Regions from separate parts of the Homo sapiens genome. Here region 2 is linked to region 1. The links are chromatin contacts, found by Hi-C or POLR2A ChIA-PET in ENCODE. All regions are on one chromosome and are shown on one strand. The core of a region is the stretch at or near the end of the contact, and the rest is flanking DNA. Distances in the headings are between cores, read along the strand shown. Region 1 holds the start of TUG1 (taurine up-regulated 1). Region 2 holds the start of EIF4ENIF1 (eukaryotic translation initiation factor 4E nuclear import factor 1).

The links. A loop is a pair of places that touch in the nucleus more often than their neighbours do. ChIA-PET counts read pairs that join two places held with the same protein, here RNA polymerase II (POLR2A). Pooled maps may share reads with other maps.
Region 2: a loop to region 1 is called in a map of CD4-positive, alpha-beta T cell, with 4 times the contacts of the local background. The contact joins the promoter of EIF4ENIF1 here to the promoter of TUG1 in region 1. A Hi-C loop is called at or near these places in 6 of 168 maps with a recorded cell type or tissue (CD4-positive, alpha-beta T cell, CD8-positive, alpha-beta T cell, naive thymus-derived CD4-positive, alpha-beta T cell and 2 more), 5 of 37 single-sample maps with no recorded cell type and 15 of 50 pooled maps. POLR2A ChIA-PET finds 5 or more read pairs at or near these places in 2 of 52 experiments (CD4-positive, alpha-beta T cell and activated CD4-positive, alpha-beta T cell).

The regions. Positions count from the first base shown.
Region 1 is chr22:30,967,918-30,973,287 of GRCh38, forward strand. It overlaps TUG1 (taurine up-regulated 1), which reads left to right and starts at 1,348. Exons shown (of 3, transcript NM_001396518.1): 1 at 1,348-3,862; 2 at 4,938-5,370. The coding sequence starts at 1,440. The coding sequence ends at 1,901. MORC2 (MORC family CW-type zinc finger 2) reads right to left here and starts at 857. Exons shown (of 26, transcript NM_001303256.3): 1 at 1-857. RefSeq lists an enhancer at 1,259-1,588 and a silencer at 1,619-1,868.
Region 2 is chr22:31,488,008-31,493,198 of GRCh38, forward strand. It overlaps EIF4ENIF1 (eukaryotic translation initiation factor 4E nuclear import factor 1), which reads right to left and starts at 1,835. Exons shown (of 19, transcript NM_019843.4): 1 at 1,687-1,835; 2 at 616-738. The coding sequence starts at 711. RefSeq lists enhancers at 1,144-1,767, 1,768-2,390, 2,790-2,849 and silencers at 1,220-1,509, 1,590-2,239.

The DNA.
Region 1 (5,370 bases), core at 98-2,597:
CCGCTAACTGGGAAATATAACCTTATAATGATATCGATTTCCCAGGATTCTGTCCAGTAAAGCTTCAGTAAGTCTGTGCTCCTTAATGACAGTTAAAGTAACCTAGTAGCTATCCAAAATATATGCAGAGATGTTTAAAACTACAATTTCTTCAAGTGTTTTTTTTTAATCTTCTCAATGATTTATGATGTAATATTTTGGAAGGAACTATGTCATAAATCTGTAGCTTTAAGGAGCTTTTAGCATTAAGTTGCGATAGCTCAATTCAGACAATCTGAGTCTCGTGTGGATGGTCCTGAAGGAGATGGTCCTTGAGTGGGTGGTTTATGACTGCTCCATCTTCATGTTCTTCCAGCCTTTTTTGGTTCCCCGAAATTTCCTGTCAGGAAATTTACCAACGCGGAAATTTACCCACTTCTGTCAGAAAACTGATCAGCCATGTCTTCGCCACACGTGATGCCAGGATTCTTAAACAGGCCCAAGACCGGAGACCAAGATGTCGACGGAGTGTTATATGGCGCAAGTTGCAGCTTCACCACCTCCCAAGTGAAAAAGCTCCTAGGCACTCACGATTTCTTTTTTCAAAGCCGGACCAAACCCAGTTCAGGGTGGTGGTCAGATTACCTCACACTTGGCCCACATAAACACCTCACAAATGACCCGCCCACAGCACCTCGGGCAGGCCGCGCCCCGCCCCCACGTCCCTCAGACAACAGCCTCAGCCTCCCAGGCCCTTCCCGGGCCTCGGTCCCGTGGCCGCCTCCCCACGAAGAGGAGCTACTCCCGGCTTCCAAGGACCGGATCGAGGGCAGTGGCGAGCGCACCACCTGACCGGGCACTACCCGGATCTCACAACTGCCTTTGTCCCTCCCCGCGGAATTGGAACCCAACAGCCGCAGAGCGCTCTTGGAACCATGTGCTGCTGCCGCCTCCGCCGCCGCCGCCGCTGCCTCCGCCGCCGCCCGCGCGCCGCCCGCGCGCCGCGCTAGTTGAGATGGTGACAGGATTCAGCAACACGAAATTCGGCGTTTAGAGCTGCTCTGCCGCCGCCGTCACAGACACCACAGCCACCGCTTTGTCTCCGATAGTGCACACAGCCCCGGCCACCTCGCACACTCCCCGACGCCCCAAGCCCCCGAGGCCTCCGCGGAGCATTCAGCCAATCACAAAGCTGCAGCTCCTCCCGCCCCCGCCCTGATGTACAGCCTCCTGATTGGCGGGCTGCGTGTCCCCATGTGACCGGATCTTGGTTGGCCGGTCCCGCCCCTGTCACGTGACAGCGTGCGCCTCTCTTCCTGCTTTCCTGACCCTCTCCGCCATTTAAAGAAACAGTACCGGGGGCGGGCCGAGCGACGCAGCCGGGACGGTAGCTGCGGTGCGGACCGGAGGAGCCATCTTGTCTCGTCGCCGGGGAGTCAGGCCCCTAAATCGAAGAAGCCCTGGCGCGCCCTCCCCCCCTCCCGGGTCTGGTAGGGCGAAGGAACGGGCGTGCGGTCGATCGAGCGATCGGTTGGCGGCTCTTTCTCCTGCTCTGGCATCCAGCTCTTGGGGCGCAGGCCCGGCCGCCGCGGCGCGCGCCCGGTGGCCGTTGGCGCTCGCGCCGCGTCTTTCTTCTCGTACGCAGAACTCGGGCGGCGGCCTATGCGTTTGCGATTCGACGAGGAGTCGTCCGGGTGGTCGGCGGCGGCGGGCAGCTGCTCCGCCCCGCTCCGGGGGAGGCGGCGGCGGCAGCGGCCGCGGGATTTGGAGCGGCCGGGGAGGCGGGGGTGGCCGGGGCCGGCTTGGAGGCCTGGCGCCACCCTTCGGGGCCTGCAAGGACCCAGTTGGGGGGGCAGGAGGGGGCCGGAGGATGGTTGGTTGTGGGATTTCTACTTTGCCTTTTCCTCCTTATGCCGCCTTAGTGAGGGGCGGGAGCTCTGGCGGCAGCCCCGGGGTGGGGAGACGAGCTCCGGAGTCGGAAGAGCTGGGTTTTCTTCCGGGCCTAGCCACCAGTTGGCGGAGTGACCTTAGGCGAGTCACTCTGTAATTTGTCTGCGCCTCAGTTTCCTCCTCTGCCTATCAATGTGTGTGGGGTTGAAATCGCTTTGTAAACTATAAAGCGTGGGTGTACGTAAAGGATGGTTATTGTTTATAATTTTTTTTGAGTTGTAAGAAAACTTAGCAGTTCCCCAATCCTTGGGTTTTGAACCTGGGAACCTTGGATTGGAGTTGGGGATCCCCAAACTTCCTGAAATTGTGGGAATGTGCGGTTTGGGGGAATGATGGGAATTTGTGGGAATGTGCGTTTTAGGGGAATGATGATCCATCGCTAGCAAGTTTTCCAAGGGGGCTGTGACCCAGAAGAGTTAAGAATCACAATTTCTTCATGCTACAGAGAGGAAACTGAGGCCTAGATGTCATTTGGGACCCTTCACAACCATTTTGAAGCCCTGTTTGAGTCCCTGGGATATGTGAGCTGTTTCTATGCATAATGGATATTCGGGGTTAACAACAGTCCCCTGCTTGGCTTCTATTCTGAATCCTTTTCTTTCACCATGGGGTGCCTGAAGGGTGGCTGATGCATATGGTACAATGGCACCCAGTGTAAAGCAGCTACAATTAGGAGTGGATGTGTTCTGTAGCATCCTATTTAAATAAGCCTATTTTATCCTTTGGCCCGTCAACTCTGTTATCTGCTGCTTGTACTGGTGCCTGTACTTTTCTGACTCTCATTGACCATATTCCACGACCATGGTTGTCATCCATTACTTGATCCTACTTTACATGTCTAGGCTGTGTGGTTGGTGGTGAATAGGCTTCTTTTTACATGGTGCTGCCAGCCCAGCTAATTAATGGTGCACGTGGACTTTTAGCAAGCGGGCTCACTGGAAGAGACTGAACCTGGCATGGAATTCCTGAAGATGTTTGGGGTTTTTTTCTTTCTTAATCGAAAGTTAACATTGTCTGAAAAGTTTTGTTAGAACTACTGCGGAACCTCAAAATCAGTAGATTTGGAAGTGATTCAAAGCTAAACTTTTTCCTTGGCCCTCCTTGTGTTCTAATTGCTTGCAAGTGTAATACTAGGATGTCCAAGATGCCAGTTTTTGCTTCTTTGTTAGTTGTCAGCTGCTTTTATCAAATTTCAGGCCATTATCCAACAAACACTATAAAAATGTTTGAACAATTGGATTTCAAACATTTTCGTTTTGTGGAGTGGTGCTCACCAAGTGGTACAGCCCTAAGCAAGTGAACACAAACACATTTAAGTGTATTTTGTCTGATTAGATGTTAGCCAGTTATGCTATTTCATTCAAATGTCTGAAAAAATCAATTGACTATTCCCTTTTCCTAAAGGGCAGAGACAGATAATCTCACTTCCAGAGAAATGACTTGGAGAAAAAAAAGTGTTGGTCTTTTTGCTCTTTTGTAATTAAATCCGGATGTACCTCAAAAGACTTAAGACTGTGGTGATAAGATGCTTTCCTCAGCAGAAAGGAGGGAAAAAAAACAACTGGAACTCAAAGCTTGAAATTCTGTGGCAAAACATGAGATGTCCAGGATTGGAGGTTGAAAAGATTTCACTACAGTGTTCTGCAATAGTTGGAGCAGATAACTTTCAGTGTAGCCACAGCCATGGACTCCAGATTTCCAGATTTTCAAGACCTGGACCTGGAACCCGAAAGAGCTTGTCACGATGCGGCAGGAACACTGGAGGTAGATTTTTTTTTATTTTTGAATTTTGGGACTGTTGACCTTGCTGTGAGAAAAGAGACAACGACTGAGCAAGCACTACCACCAGCACTGTTACTGGGAATTAGAAGACCTGAGTTTCTGTCCAGACCCTCAGTGCAAACTGAGGATGCTCCATCCAAAGTGAATTATGGTACTTGCCATTTTCCAAAATGCCTTATCCTTTACCATCTCTGCACTTTTGTTCATACTCTCATTCTACTTTGGAACTGCTGCTCTGTGGCTTTTCATCTGTCAAAACTGCCATTTTCTCAGTATCCAACTCTTATGCCCTCTTTTCCATGAGTCTCCTAACTAGCCAGAATAGAGCTTTAAAGTTTTATGACATTTCGTTATGTATCCTCTATCTGTATACAAAATCCTGTAAAATAGTTACTTGCCTGCATTTACTGTCTTTGCAGATAGCAGACTCCTTGAAAGCAGGGTCCTTGTTTAGTGCATCTTTGCCCACATACACCACAACATATCAAGATGCATTTATTAGGAAGGAGGAGTTTAGAGAGCAGGCTATCAGAATAACCACTCAGTAAGTGTTTTCTTAATTGCTATGTGATAACTTACATTACTCTTAATGAGGAGAAAAGTCGCTAGATATGGATCATGTTTATGTTTTAATGTTTTTTAATTCTAAATTTTGATCTAGGGAGCCCTCAGACATAAGGAGAAACCAATATGTTGAATGATGGGGTATTACATACAGAAGGACCAAGACCTTATTTTCTCCTACTTAAGATGGAATCTTGTTAAGATGAAAGGACAGCTTTTTAAAAGGAGAAGGTCATAAGACAGTTTGAGGAAGGCATTGGAAGAGGAAGAGGGGCAATGTCTCCTTTGTTTTATTGTTGGTATATAAACTTAAAATCTCAGTTCTTTTTATGGCACTTGTGGAGCCACTTCCTCTCCTCACCAAAAAATGCCCAGTACCCTGAATCCGATCAAATTACTCTCCTAAAGTATAAGGCTTAGTTTCTGTGTGCTGCTTCGCGAGACAGTTCCCACAAATCGAGAGTGTTAATCAGACTTTTGTGTTTTCTTTTTTGGATTGCTGTTGTTTGTTTTCATTTATCATTTGTCTTTGCCTAAGCCAGGCTCATCAAGAATTAACAGCCATCAGGCTGCCGATGTGCTGACAGCAGACCCACTTAGAGTCCTGTGTTTGTAATTCCATGCATTTGTTATTTTACCTGTTTTGTCCCTGCCCCTTCTAGTCCTGTGCCTCCTGATTGCTGAGTGTTCACCTGGACCTTCTGACTACCTTCCCTGTGCTATTCCATCAGCCTACAGACCTGGTACCTGGATTTTTGCCCGAGATGATTCCTACCACCTTACTACTGACGAAGACACCCATTCCAGTGGACCACTGTGACCCAGGAGGCATTCAGCCATCATGATGTGGCCTTTACCTCCACTCCTGTCTTGTTCTACCCAGATTCAGCACAGCCCTTTATAGTGAAGTCAGAGTCCTCAAGCCAAATAGCTAAAGCTGTTTTATCACAACAAAGGCCTAGTTTGTTCCATGAGTGTGCATTTCATTTCTTCAGTTAAAGCCTTCAGAGACACACAATAAATTTGGACCAGGGGATTTTTTAGTTATTAATGCTCTCTGAAGAAAGGCAACATCTTTTTGAGAGCAGCATTGGA
Region 2 (5,191 bases), core at 585-3,084, 520 kb after region 1:
AGACATGTACTGATGCAAGATCTTTAATAAATATGACTTCCTCTCTCTCCCAAAAGCAGTTATCTGGACAAGCAGTTTAAGCATCTCCAGTTTTTAGCTAGGGGAAATATGACTGAAGCCTTACTTTTTTGAGTCCATATCCAATTTGTAATAGAAAATAAAAAAACAGGATTGAAAAGCCAGTTACCCATGAAAAGCACACTCAAGAGCATTCCTATGGGGAGTCTGCCTCTTAAGGAAACATCAATACAGAGGACACTAACTTTGTAACGCATCCTAGGGCTTTAATCCTCACAGTACAGTATGTAAATCAATAAACGTACCAATTACATAGCTGTTACAGAACTTACAAAGTATACTGATCCGCAATTTTAAAAAAATCTAAGCCTACATTCCCTTCACCTAAAAGCCTCTCAAAGCAAATTCCAGCTTAAACGCTGGGTATCTACACTTGCAGAAAAATGTTCAAAGTAATGCACTACTAAATTTAGTTAATATTTAGTCCATGTAGTGAGTCAGAATGAGATTACCACTTAATAGGAATGAAATAGTTATACAATGTTACTAACTTCGCCACCTAAAAAGAAACACTATTTCATTAGTGGCAAACCTTACTTTTGTATAGCGATGGGGGCATTTGGAGGCAGGAGGCTTCTTCAGGTCAAGGAAAGCATCTCCACTTTCTGTTTCACCCATACTTCTCCTATCCATGGCTCCTTGGTCTACAATGCTCTGCACCTGGAAGATAAATCGGCACAAAATTGTCACCGAGAACAGTAAGTTTTCAGAAATCTTGGCTGTTTCTTCAGAAGCTGAAACTTTTTAATCTCTCAAAACAGCTAGTGTTAAAAACAAGTCCCCACCCCAAAATTATGCTATAAATTAGAACTTGGAGATAGAATCATTGGTACTCAGTTCTCTTTCCTAGTATCCTAAGCATCAACATGGTAAAAAGTAGAAGGTGCCCAATTCAAGGTATATAACCTTTAAGCAGCTTTAACACAAGAGAAACCAAGATTAGTAGCTGCCACCCATGGGGATCTTTCAAGACTGGTGGGGAAGTTTCCCGGAGTGGGGGCAGGTAGAAGACTGGTTAGGCTGGGAACCCGCGAAGTCTGTTGGAAAGTGCCTGTCACTTGCCAATGGACGGCGCCAGCTGCCCCTTGTTATCCGGCGATCAGGGACTGGGGACGGGGCCCGAGCGCCCCTCGCCAGGCCAGCCGCACCTGTGGCCATGTCAGGGGCGCCGATGGCAAGGAAAGGGCGAGCACCGGCTTCAGCTCCGAAACTTGGCTTCCCCGGGCCGCGACCCCAACCCGCAGCCCCTCACGCAGGCCCGGGCCCAGCGGCCTCCTTCGGAGGAAGGGCGGAGACCGTACTCACTGAGGGGCGGCCGGCCGCAGGGAGGAGGGAGGCCGAATCTCCCGGCCCGGGCGCTTCAAGCTGGAGCTAGCGCAGGCCCGCAGCCGTCCTCCCCGGCCCGGCGGCTCGGTCCCCGCCAGCCAGCCCGCCGGCTACCCGCCGGCCGCCTTGCGGGCCTCGCGCCCCTGCCCACCCCCTGCGGGCGCCCCGGCGCCCGCGCTCACGCACGCGACCCCGGGAGCAATGCGCCCGCGCCCCTTCTACACCCGGGAGCACCGGGCGCGCGGTGCCCCGGACCCAGCCGCCACCGCCGCCGACCCTTACTCGGTGCCTCCGCCGCTCGGCGGCCCTTTGCCTCGGCCGCCGCTCCCCTCCCCGCTGCCCGCACCGGTCCCAGCGCCGCTCCCCGCAGCCTTCGCTCTCGCGCCCCCACCCCGACCGGCTTGGGCTGTCTCTCTTCAGCCGCCGTAACTGCAGCCCGGCCCTCCGCCCCTCCTCTTCGGCCCCCTCCCCCTTAATAACTCCCTCCACGCACCCTGGCCCCGGCGCCGCCTTCCCCGCCGCGCGCCCGGATGTGAGGTGGCTGCAGCGGTGCCGGGCGAAAAAGAAGCATCGCCGCGCGCTTCCCGGACGCCAGCCCCTGCGCGGGCCGGGGGGTGGGAAGGTGGTGGCGGCGAGGAGGAGGCCACGGTGGGGATAGCGGAAACCCGCTCCCGTGCGCGCAGGCGGTCGCCGTGGGCAGCCCAGAGGCCACCGCCGCCGCGTTCCCACGCGCGCTGCAGGGCAGAGCGGACGGCACTTGGGACCCGCGACTCGCGGCACGCCACTCTCCCGGAGGCGGTGGCTAGATGGGGCTGGGCTGGCGGCTAGCACGGCCTGTGGCGCGACGACCGCTGTATTTGCATGGTTCGCATAGGCAGAGAACCGTGGGGCTTCGGCAGTGGGAATTTGAGATAGGAGATTGGGGTCTTCCGAGCCTTCCCAGTGCGGGTTCGAACCTCAGCTGTTTTGCGAGTGGCGTGATCTTAGGCAAAGCTGACTTAACCTAAGTTTCGGTCGTGTTTCTAAAATGGCCTCTGTAAATCTATGAGGCTTATGCGCGAGTACTGGTTGCTGCATTAAAAGACAAACTTGTCACGATTGGCTTTGATAGCGATAAAGGCGACTAACAAATTCATTGAAATGTTGTTTCCCTCCGGTAACCTGAATCTGTCCTTAGCCTGCACAGAAAGGGGAAGTGCGAGTGGAGTTGGGGAAATGAGACGGCGAATGTCAAGTGCTTACCACGTAGTGCAGACTCAGGCTGACAGGGGGCCACAGAAATGCAAATATGTGAGCAGTGTGGGTAACTGCATCCTGGGGAGGAAGTCCTATGTGCTGGAATACCACAAGCACCCATTTCTGCCCTGTGGTACTGCGCAGCGTTGGTGTGAAGCGATACATAGGCGTGAAGTCCCGAGAACGCAATTTTCCTGGTTAAAGGACAGCAACGTCTACATTTCTTCCAAGAGGCCTACTTTGTTGGAACTTCACTTCACTTGTGAAATTAGGGTGTTGGGCAGTGAGTGACCACTAACTCAGCTCCCTTCTTGTGAATCTTGGCAACAGAAAACTTTTCGTTTGTATTACTGAATAAAGTGTGTTTCTTACAAACTGTTTTTTTACAGGCAAGAGGCAGAGGGAAACACTTGCACATCAGGCCTGAGTTTGCATTCTCATCTCTGCCACCTCCTACAAGCTATGGAGAGTTAGTCTATTGATTCTTAGTTTTACCTGTGAAATTGCGAAGATGATATAACCTGCTCATGGGGCAGTTAAGATTAAACAGGATAAGGTGGGTAAAAAACCATATATAACCCATAAAGCTGCTGAGCCTTTTTAAGCCTATACAGAGACACGTTGCAGGTGATAATACAGATGTTATTATTTTAACAATCAAGCTGTTTTTGGAATCCAAATTCTTCCTAAAGCTGTGGGAAACAGGTCTAATCCCCTTTAGTGTCTTGGAGACTCCCTGGAGTAGTGGAGAAGGCCCGTTCTTTGAAGCTGCTAAATCCTGACCCTGCCAATTAGTGTGAAACCTGAGCCAGGCATTTCACCACCTGGATCTCCCTTTCCTCATTTTTCCGAAAGGGATCGCAGTATACCTACTTTTTAGGCTTGCAGAGGGAATTAAAGATAACATTAAAAACACTGCTCTGGTTATTTTATTTTGGGGGTGATGAAGTCTTGCTCTGTCATCCAGGCTGGAAAGCAATGGCACAATCATAGCTCACTGCTCCAGCCTCAGCCTCCCAAATAGCTGGGACTACAGGCTCCTGCCACTACAGCAGGCTAATTTTTAACGATTTTTTGCAGAGACGGGATCTTGCTATGTTGCTCAGGCTGGTCTCAAATTCCTGGCCTCAAGTGATCCTCCTGCCTCAGCCTCCAAAAGCACTGGGATTACAGGCATGAGCCACCACACCTGAGCTTTCTTGAAAAAGAAAATACTAGAAACCCGGAAATTATGGATTTCTGGTTACCTACTGTTACGTAACAAACCACCCCAGAATTCCAATTATATTTTGCTCTCAAATCTGCAAAATGGGCTGGTTCCTGCTGGGACGGCTGGTTTCTGATCCATTCAGCACCAGTGGGGGCAGCCCAAAGGCTGGGGCTGAGGGTCCCGTAAAAGCGTACATGTCTGGTGGTTGATGGTGGCTGTCAGCTAGGACCTGGGACCATTAGAGCTGTCCCTGGAACACTTACACATGGCCTCTCCCTGTGTCTGAGCTTCCTTGAAATATCAGGGCTGGATTCTAAGGGCAAGTGTTCAGAGAGCGAACAAGAAAGCCATATAGTTGCTGTATTGCCTTTCCTAACCTAGCCCTGGAATCAGTTCTACCACGTGCCACATTCTGTTCCTTAGAAAGGAGTCAGCACGGCTACCCTATATTCAAAGCAAAGGAACTTAGACTCCACCTCTATGTGGGAGGAATGTCAAGGAATGTGTAGGCATGTTTTAAACCACCACAAGCCATACATGATATCAGTGCCCAGGGCATTGTAGCTATCATGATTTGATAGCTGGAACTAATTTCCTGAGCCCTCTGGTCTATCCTACTTAGGACCTACTTTTCCACTAGGCTCCTTTAATGTCTTGTAGAACTTTGGCCTCAACTCATTTCTTACCTCTCAAAGTCTCACTCTGTCCTTATAGAAGAAGATGGTTATTACCTAGGAAAAAAGGTAATAATCTAAGGGAGGCTTCCCTAAACTTCTTTCACCTGTGCCTGGCAAAAGCTAGATGCTTACAAATTGCAAATTCTTGTTTCATTGTAGTTTTTGAGTGTTACTCTCCTTGGCAGGATAATTTTTATTTTTATTTTTTATTTTTTGAGAAGGAGTCTCGCTGTATCGCCCAGGCTGGAGTGCAATGGTGTGATCTTGGTTCACTGCAACCTCTGCCTCCCAGGTTCAAGTGATTCTCCTGCCTCAGCCTCCTGAGTAGCTGGGATTACAGGCGCATGCCACCACGCCCAGCTAATTTTTGTATTTTTAGTAGAGACAGGATTTCACCATGTTGGTCAGGCTGGTCTCAAACTCCTGACCTCATGATCCGCCCACCTCGGCCTCCCAAAGTGCTGGGATTACAGGCATGAGCTACCACGCCCGGCCTGATAATTTGTAATTTTTTTTTGAGACGGAGTCTCGCTCTGTCGTCCAGGCTGGAGTGCAGTAGCGTAATCTCGGCTCACTGCAAGCTCTGCCCCCTGGGTTCAGGCCATTCTGCCTCAGCCTCCCGAGTAGCTGGGACTACAGGCGCCCGCCACCACGCCCGGCTAAA